Regions from separate parts of the Homo sapiens genome. Here region 2 is linked to region 1. A link is a contact called in ENCODE Hi-C or POLR2A ChIA-PET data. All regions are on one chromosome and are shown on one strand. Each heading gives the region's core, a stretch centred on a gene start or an enhancer-like site at or near the end of the contact. The rest is flanking DNA. Distances are from core to core; before and after follow the strand shown.

The links. Hi-C counts contacts between places; a loop is a spot of excess contacts on that map. ChIA-PET counts read pairs that join two places held with the same protein, here RNA polymerase II (POLR2A). Pooled maps may share reads with other maps.
Region 2: a loop to region 1 is called in a map of naive thymus-derived CD4-positive, alpha-beta T cell, with 2.5 times the contacts of the local background. The contact joins two enhancer-like sites. A Hi-C loop is called at or near these places in 2 of 168 maps with a recorded cell type or tissue (CD4-positive, alpha-beta T cell and naive thymus-derived CD4-positive, alpha-beta T cell), 7 of 37 single-sample maps with no recorded cell type and 14 of 50 pooled maps. POLR2A ChIA-PET finds 5 or more read pairs at or near these places in 4 of 52 experiments (GM12878, activated CD8-positive, alpha-beta memory T cell, activated T-cell and 1 more).

What each region holds. Positions count from the first base shown.
Region 1 is chr2:25,451,748-25,456,246 of GRCh38, reverse strand. It overlaps DTNB (dystrobrevin beta), which reads left to right. Exons shown (of 21, transcript NM_021907.5): 11 at 753-842. Among named protein-coding and RNA genes, the nearest start is that of DTNB-AS1, 33 kb to the right of the region's middle. RefSeq lists an enhancer at 2,995-3,054. Within about 2 kb of position 3,011, at least 2 of the 41 ENCODE cell types and tissues checked have a DNase peak (open chromatin) inside an H3K27ac peak, as active enhancers do; they include GM12878, where a contact is called at or near this core.
Region 2 is chr2:25,512,518-25,517,532 of GRCh38, reverse strand. All of the region lies in intron 9 of DTNB (dystrobrevin beta), which reads left to right. Among named protein-coding and RNA genes, the nearest start is that of DTNB-AS1, 94 kb to the right of the region's middle. Within about 2 kb of position 3,358, at least 3 of the 41 ENCODE cell types and tissues checked have a DNase peak (open chromatin) inside an H3K27ac peak, as active enhancers do; they include GM12878, where a contact is called at or near this core.

The sequences.
Region 1 (4,499 bases), core at 1,762-4,261:
AGATAACATTGACAAAATGTTGACATTCATTCAAGTTTTGCTATGGGTACCTGAGGGGTAGTCATTAGATTACTCTATTTTATGCAAGTTTTAATATTTCTGTAGTAAAAAGTTAGAAGACCATGTGCTTAAGGACCTTTCATGTATCTATAAGAGAGAGCCTCACTCAGAGTATATAGTGTTGCCTTATAATTAGGCGCAGTTCTAATGAGTTTGGGATGGGTACCAGTTTTATGGGAGAAATAGACTGATGCTAAAGGCAGTATCCTTATAGAAATAAAAATGTTTAACTGGCAACATGAAGTAACACTGAAAATTCTTAGATGTACACAAAAGCTTATAAAAGCATAGCGCTAGGGGGTCATGTAGTGATATTTAGTAGATTGGCTGTGCCTCAGTTGTCTTGCCAGAAGGCATCTTCTAAAAAGTGCATCATCACAGAGCGCAGCACCCGAACAAAAGTGGTACATGCGGCTCCCCTGCCGACTCAACAGGTTCTTCCCAAGGGCTGTCATGTCAGTGGGCCAGCGCCACTCCTGAAGGACTGCTTTTGTTTAAAGGATTTGAGAGATGGATTCCTGAGGATCTAACACCATATTCCATTATGCATTGTGGGTTTTTTATTGTTTTCCTTATCATGATTTATTATTTTTTAAATTTTTCTTTGAAGTTTGCTCATTTTAATCCATGTTCATTTCTCCCTCTGTATGTGTTTGTGTCACGCTTGCTGTCTTTGCCTCCATTGTTCCTAGGTTACAGTATAGCCAGGATATACCCAGTCACTTGGCCGATGAGCATGCGCTGATAGCCTCCTATGTGGCCCGTCTGCAGCACTGTGCACGGTCAGTGGTGGTGCAGCAGCAGTGGGTAGCCACGGGTGATCAGAGGGAGGGAGAGCTTTGCTACCTGGGGTTGTCAGCTGGAAAAAAAACTGCATGTCAGGTTTTTCTTGAGCAGCTACCAGCTATGTTTGGCAGAGTTAAAATAGTTGCTAAGCATTAGCTTCTACAAGAGAGGGAGGCTTGCCAAGCCTGGGCGCTGACCTAAACATGGAGTCAGACATTCTCCTTTAAAGTGGGGTTCACTTCCTTCAGCTTACACTCAAAAAATATATAAACCTATGAGGGATCGCAGTACTCACAGAGGTATCTGATGCAACCTCTTCCTGTTCATTCTTACCTAACTAATGAAATCTTTCTATTGACATTCCAAGTTTAGAGTTGATCAACCCACAGATATCCCACTTTGTCTTATCTGGGGACTTTGATACTGTCACCCTATTACATCTTTACCACCCTTTATCTGTTAGCAGGAATCTGTCAGTGTTGATTATTTAAACCGGTGATTCCCAACAATGGTATTGGGTCACTGTCACCTGAGGGTCTTTTTCCAAATTATGTAGACCCTCTCATATTATAATAGTTACATGTATTATAATAGCTCCACATTCCCCTTACCCTGAAAACTACTGCGGTAGTGACTCACTGTTAATAAGAGAATGTGTCTGATTCTTCAGTGGTTTGGGATGGAAAAACGTTTGATAACTGCTAACTATAGCAAAGTTAATCCTTTTTTTAAAAGATTTAATACCGAAAAAAGTGGTATTACTTTCAGGTAGGTCCAAAGTCTCCTGCTCACTCCATGCCCACACCCACCACCATTCTTCAAGTAGGATGACAGGTAAAGTTTAAGCAATCTAAAGCCATCCTTCCCCTACATAACAGCAAAGAAGAATCACAGTGCCAAACAACTTGGAAAGCCATGCTTTGAGATTCTTGTTCTTAGAGAGAAAACCATAATTTATAAGCTGTACACATAACAGAGGCTGAAGCTTTAAATTTTGATCTTAGTTTTGCTTATAGCATGCCATGGCTCCTTGGGAGGGTCATCTGACCTTGCTGCTACTTCCCCTAATAACAGAAGAATAAATTAATAGTCAGTTGGGAAATATACATATGAAAAAGACTTTTAAATATTATACTTTATACCGTTTTCCATAGTTTTCCTGATATGACTAAATAGCATCACTATTCTGGGGTATTTATGTATCTCTAAAGCTTGGAGAAGTAGAGTTTTCTTTTCTTTTTTTTTTTTTTTGAGACAGAGTCTCACTGTGTCGTCCAGGTTGGAGCGCAGTGGTGCCATCTCAGCTCACTGCAAGCTCTGCCTCCCGGCTTCATGCCATTCTCCTGCCTCAACCTCCCGAGTAGCTGGGACCACAGGCGCTCATCACCACACCCAGCTAATTTTTTTGTATATTTTTAGTAGAGACGGGGTCTCACTGTGTTAGCCAGGATGGTCCCGATCTCCTGACCTCGTGATCCGCCGGCCTCAGCCTCCCAAAGTGCTGGGATTACAGGCATGAGCCACTACGCCCGGCTGAGAAGTAGGGTTTTCTAAGCTTCTAAATATGTTTAATAGGCTTACCCTCTAGGAGGGAAGGAAGGGCCTGATAATTGTGTGCACTGCATCACAGAGTGTCTCCTCATCCAACAGATGATTTCTTTGCACACTGTCCCAGCCTCTTGGTCTCTAGGAACAGAGTTGTTTCACCCTAGGCAAGACAAATTCTTTATTATCACTAAAGGCAATTGTCCAGAGTGAGCAAAAGTTTCCATGGTAAAAATAGCAGCAGAATGTTTGACAAGAGACTGTTACCTAGTAATTTAGCCCAATAAGATTTATGGTAGGTTTAGCTAAGGCCCTGAAGTCTCACCTTGGCTCCCTGAACAAAAATTGGTGGCTGGTAGCCCTGGGAGAACATGATGAGTGAGTGAGTACTACATGACTTCTTGATTAGTAATCTAAGAAGCTGAGCTTCATACTTCTTCCGAGAAGTCAGAACTTTTCTGGCTAACTAATTCTGAAAATGAAAGTCAATTCAAACAGAAGAATAAGGATCCTTTCTAATCATTGACCTTAAAACCTCTCATCAACACAAGCTTCTAGTTTCTGGCTAGAAAACATAGCCAATTAAAGCAGTCTGTCATCCACACTCATGTATAAATGACAAATAGGATCAACCTTCCTAAGGAGATAGAATGTGATTGAGAAAAAGGAGCTCTTTTGCACAGAAGAACCTATTGTATCCCTTGCCAGATAACAGAGGTCAGCCACTTTAGGCCCCACTTCTTCGGCTACCAATCCCTCCATAATATGATCCACTTGTATCGTTAAGCATTCATTTTTATTGTTTTTTTTTTAATTTAAAAGATAGTTCTCTTATTTCAGACAAATACCTTTAAAGCACAAATATTATAGTTTATCTCTCACCTTGGGGCCTTGACCCTAAAATATTAAAGCCGCCTAATAGTAGTCTGTTCTTATTACAAGATCATTTTTGAGAGGGTGATCATCCTGAAGATGGATATTTGCATGCTTAAAATTATAAAGTGTTGACAAATGTCATAGGCGAAGACTCGAAGCACTTAAAAAAAAATCCCAGAAGAAAGACTAAGTTAAGCTTAAAGACTTAGCCAAAGAGATAGAAAGATTAAAAAAAAAAAAACTAGAAAAAATATAGTTGATTCTACACATGAAAAGTTCAGACAGGTCTTTATTGATTTAGCCACACCCTTCCCAGATTCCCCTCAGTAATTATAACAAACTTCGATGAGTATTGAAGTCATGTCTTTAAATTTTTCTGTATGACTTGTCATACTGCCAAACTCTGATCAAGGGTTTTTGGAAACCCAAGAACATAGGGCCAAAGTGGAGGTAAGCCACAACAGCCACCTCTGGTCATTTAGTCAACATCATCACTGTCGTCTTAAAGCATCTGCCAGTCCTAAACAGAGAATTATATAGCCACAGTCCCTATTAATCTAGGACTGTCTTGATAAGGATAAATAGCATTTGGTATACTAAAGAAGTCATGTATTTCAGAATCAGAAGTTCCATATCAGCATCCCATATGCAGAGCCAGCCTATTACTCAAGAACCCTTCCCTCATCCAGATACCACATTGTCTGATAGCCTGTCTGAATGGGTCCTTAGATTTTTAGAGTATTGGTACTCTTGTTGAAAAGTAATGCATTAAACTAATTAACTCCAAGATGGGGCTATAGATGTAGAATGAGCATAGTAAAGGAAGAGAAAGGGGCATGAAAAGGGGAATATTTGATGTCATGGAATCTTTCCAGCTTTACAGTGTGTTTGGCCTGCCCTGGCAAGGCCAAACTTTTGCTTAGCCAGTGTTAAGTATATTTTTTCTCAGCCCTCTGTTTTTCATGATGCTTTAGTTTTCTCTTGGTCTTTTTGAATTTGAGATCAAGGTCTAAAAAGTCATCAGTTTTAAACATTTGGTTAGAAATCCCTGCCTCAGACTTTGTGGGTGCCCTGTGTTTTCTCAGGCCTTGCATTCAAAATGAAGTGCCCCTTTGATGGTGGAGGAGCAGCGGGGATGTGCTGCCAGTGAGGAATGACAAATGTGGCCTCCTCATTTCTCTAAATCCCCTTTTTTTCAGAAGACCATTAGTATCTATGACCCAGGCCTCTAG
Region 2 (5,015 bases), core at 2,109-4,608, 61 kb before region 1:
TTGTTATTCTATGTTGATTTGTTTTTATAGTAGCCATCGTAATGGGTATGGAGTAATATCTCATTGTGATTTTGATTTGTCTTTTTTTTTGAGGTGTAATTTATGTTCTGTAAATTTCACCCACTGTGACAGTTAAATTATTTTCAGTTAATTTATACAATTTTGCAACCATTGCCACCATCCTGTTTAAGAATATTTCCATCATCCAAAAAGTTCCCTCCTATCCATTTGTAGTCAATCCCAGCTCCCACTTCCAGCCCTAAGGCAATCACCAAACTACTTCCTGCTTTTTCTAGAAATTACACATAAACAGAATCGTACAATATGTAGTCTTTTGTTTCTGACTTATTTCATTTAGCATAATATTTTTGGGGTTTATCCATTTGTTTCAAGAATAAATAGGTCATTCTTTTTAATGTTGAAAATATCCTTTGCATGAATAGATCACATTTTGTTATCCATTCACCAGTTGATGAACATTGGTCTCATTTTTAGTTTTTGACTCTTATGAATAACGCTGCTATGAACATTCATGTCTTTCTGTAGACATATGTTTTCATTTGTCTTTAGTACATATCTGGGAGTAGAACTGCTGAGTCATGCAGTGCAAGCATATATTTAACTTTTTTATTTTTTTTTTGGATACAGGGTTTTGCTGTTGTTGCCCAGGCTGGAGTGCAATGGCACGGTCTTTGGCTCATTGTAACTTCTGTCTCCTGGGTTCAAGTGATTCTCCTTCCTCAGCCTACCAGATAGCTGGGATTACAGGCGCCCACCACCACGCCCAGCTAATTTTTGTATTTTTAGTAGAGACGGGGTTTCACCATGTTGGCCAGGCTGGTCTCGAACTCCTGACCTCAGGTGATCTGCTTGCCTCAGCCTCCCAAAGTGCTGGGATTACAGGCGTGAGCCACCATGCCCAGCCAAGGGTATGTTGAATATTTTAAGAAACTGCCAAACTGTTTTCTAAAGTGATGGGAGGCCGGGCACGGTGGCTCACACCTGTAATCCCAGCACTTTGGGAGTCTGGGGTGGGAGGATTGCTTGAGGCCAGGAGTTCGAGACCAACATGGGCAACATGGCAAAACCCCGTCTCTACTTAAAAAAGATACAAAAAAATTAGCGGGGTGGGGTGATGCATGCCTGTGGTCCCAGCTACTCAGGTGGCTGAGGTAGAAGGATGACTTGAGCCTGGGAGGTTGAGGCTGCAGTGAGCCAGGATTATACCACTGCACTCCAGCCTGGATGACAGAGTGAAACCCTGTCTCAACAAAGAAAGAAAGAAAGTGACAGGACTATTTTACAGTCCCACCAGCAATACTTAAGAGTTCCAGTCTCTCCACATTCTCATCAGCACTTGGTATATTGTCATTCTTTGGACTATAGCCATCCTAGTTAGTGAGTGGTAGGATCTTACTGTAGTTTTAATTCGTATTTCCCTAATGACTAATGATATTGAGTACCTTATCATGTACATATTAACCATCCACATATCTTCTTTGGTACAATTGTCTATTTAGATATTTTGCCTACTTAAAAATATTTACATAAACTTTTTATTTTAGTTTTAGATTTACAGAAGTTTCATAAATAGGACAGAGTTTCTGTACACCCTGCACTTAGTTTCCCCTGTTGTTAACATCTTAGAAATGAAGCAGCCAGGCGCAGTGGCTCATGCCTGTAATCCCAGCACTTTGGGAGGCCGAGGCAGGTGGATCAGCTGAGGTCAGGAGTTCGAGACCAGCCTGGCCAACATGGTGAAACCCCATCTCTACTAAAAATACAAAAAATTAGCCGGGCATGGTGGCGGGCTCCTGTAATCCCAGCTACTCAGGAGGCTTAGGCAGGAGAATTGCTCGGGAGGTTGTAGTGAGCCGAGATTGCGCCATTGCACTCTAGCCTGAGCAAGAAGAACAAGACTCAGTCTTAAATAAATAAATAAATAAATAAATAAATAAATGCATGGATATCCACTTGTCTAAGCACCAGTTGTTGAAAAGACCATTCCTTGCACCATTGAGTTGTCTTGCCATCTTTGTCAAAATCAACCGACTATAAATATGAGTTTATTTCTCAATTCTGTCCCATTGACCTATGTGTGTATCTGTCCTTATAGCTGTACCATATGATCTTGGTTACTATAACTTAACAGTAAGTTTTGAAATTGGGTAGTGTAAGTTCTCTTCTTTTTCAAAATTGTTTTGGGTATTTTAATCCTTTGCATTTCCACACACATTTTAGTCTATACCTGTCAATTTTAACAAAAGATTTTGATAGGGATTCTATTAAATCTGTTGAGCAATTCTCCTCTTCTTCCTTCTCATACTCTACCTTTCTTCTCCCTTGTTTTTTTTCGGTGTGTTTGTTCTGCTTTTTGTTTTTCTTGCCTTCTGTGTTTGCATTGAGTCCTGTATAGGGCACAGTCATCTTCTATGTATAACAAATCCTTAGCAGTAGCCACAACTGTGGATATATTCCCTTTGATTCAACCCACTTTTATATCCTGCTTAATGATAATAATGTCAATGAAAAATCCTTTTAAGATTTTTCAGCTGGGCGCGGTGACTCACGCCTGTAATCCCAGCACTTTGGGAGGCCAAGGCAGGCGGATCAGTTTAGGTCAGGAGTTGGAGACCAGCCTGGCCAACACGGTGAAACCTCATCTCTACTAAAAATACAAAAATTAGCCAGGCGTGGAGGTGGGGCCTGCAATCCCAGCTACTCAGGAGGCTGAGGCACAAGAATCGCTTGAATTCGGGAGGTGGAGGTTTCAGTAGCCGAGAGCCACTGCACTCCAGCGTGGGTGACAGAGCAAGACTCTGTCCCCACCAAAAAAAAAAAAAAAAAAAAAGATTTTTTTCAAAGATGTTTCTTTTTATGTGAACTTACAATACAAATCATCTGTTCCTAAAAGGGTGTTAGATGTATGCAAAGAAAATTCAGAGATGAAAATTCAGATCTAGTAAATTCGTTTAGCACTACAATATATTTGTCCTATGACATAACCCAGCACATGTCTTTTTTTGTTTTTGTGGGGGGTGGGGGGGCTTTTATCCCTTCAGTGACTTCCCCTTACACTTAAAAGCCGAAGTCTATACAATGGTCTACAAGGCCCCATAAAATCTGGTTCCTGGCAACCTCTCTAACTTTATTTCCTGCCACTTTCCCATTGCTCTATCCTCCTTTGTTATTCTGGTTTTGTTCCTTGCAAATACCAAGTGTGCGTCCACCTCAGGGCCTTTGCAACTACTGGTTCCTTTGCCTGATGTGCCCCTCATCCTCATACTCACATGGCTTATTTGTTTATGTTATTCAGATCTCTCCTTAAATGTTAGCTTCTCAGAGATACTTTCTGTAACTTTTTTATCTAAAATAGCACCATCAGTCACTCTGTTTCCTCTTACCTTGTTTCAGTTTCTGCATGACACTTGCCATTATATGACATTTTAAAAATTCATTTTTGTATTTGTTTATAATCTCTACCCTATTAGACTGTAAGTTCTTTGAAAGCAAGGCTTTTTTTTTTTTTTTCCCCACCAAACTCATTTTACTGCCAGAGACAAGGACTTTATTTTACTTCCTGCTCTATCTCCCTATCTGGCGTGGGTCTGGCAGATAGTAGATCTTAAATACTTACAGAATGCATAACTGCATGTGTATCTATATGTGTTCATGACTTACTAATAGTAGTGATATTCATGAGGCATTCAGGTTATTAAATGATATCAGTGTGTCAGAATGAGGCAGGCTTTATTTCTTGTGGGGTTTTTTTTTTTTTTTTGGTTGTTTTGTTTTGTTTTTTCTTTGAGATGGAGTTTTGCTCTGTCACCCAGGCTGGATGAAGTGCAGTGGTGTGATCTCGGGTTACTGCAACCTCCACCTCCTGGGTTCAAGCAGTTCTCCTGCCTCAGCCTTCCAAGTAGCTAGGACTACGGACACCCGCAGCCATGCCCAGCTAATTTTTTTGTATTTTTAGTAGAGACGGGGTTTCACCATGTTGGCCGGCTAGTTTCAAACTGCCGACCCCAAGTGATCGCCTGCCTCGGCCTCCCAAAGTGCTAGGATTACAGGCGTGAGCCACCAAGCCCGACCTATTTCCTGTGTTTTTACAGTGCTAGACCAATAATTCAAAAATTGAAGTTGAAAGCAATGGTTCTCTAGTTCATTATGATTGTTTTAAAAATCCTTAAAAAGTAATCATTCATAGTATTGGAGAAATTTGCTTCTCTTTGACATTTATTTCTTCCCTATCTAAACCTAAGTTATACCTGTAATATAATTTCATGCAGACATTGAGCCTCAGGATTGTATTTCATTTGAATGGAATTTCTTAATAGGATTTGTATACTGACTGCAATTTAGAATAATTTGAATATTTCTCCGCACCTTTGCAAGTCTTCACATTGCCCACTTTTGACTGGTGCCTGAGTTTAGAACCTGCTGTGTTAGCTCTCTTTCATTCTTCTCAAAACTCTGATCTGTCTACATATTTCTAACAAATTAATCTTCTTGAGTCACTGCCTTTGTCATATTACTTCCCTATTTAAAAATCTACAAAACCTCACTGCCTGTAGAATGAAGGAGGCACTCCTCGTGCTGGAATTCAAGGCCTGTGTAATCGGGACCCACCTTACTTTTGGAATCTTATCTTCTACTACTAATTTATGGAGGACAAAGCCTCTGCTCTGCCAGACCTGCTGCCTTCCTACCCTTTAAAACTTTATTGCCCTTTCCACCAAGCTAGCTCATGATGTCCCAGCCCGGCTACCTGCTTTCCTGAATGTCCTACTTGTCTCTTTCAGATTTACAGGTTTTCTATATCCTGGAGTCCAGTTTAAATCCTGGTATGTCCATGCAACCTTCCTTAAACCCTCCAAGTAGCTAACTCATATGGATCTCTTCTTTGCATTCCTAAATTCCTTGAGCTCTTATTGTTTTATCAGTCATTTGATCATCCAATAAAATGCTATCTCTTTCCTTAAGGATTTCTTGAGTATGTATTAAACCAGGACTTC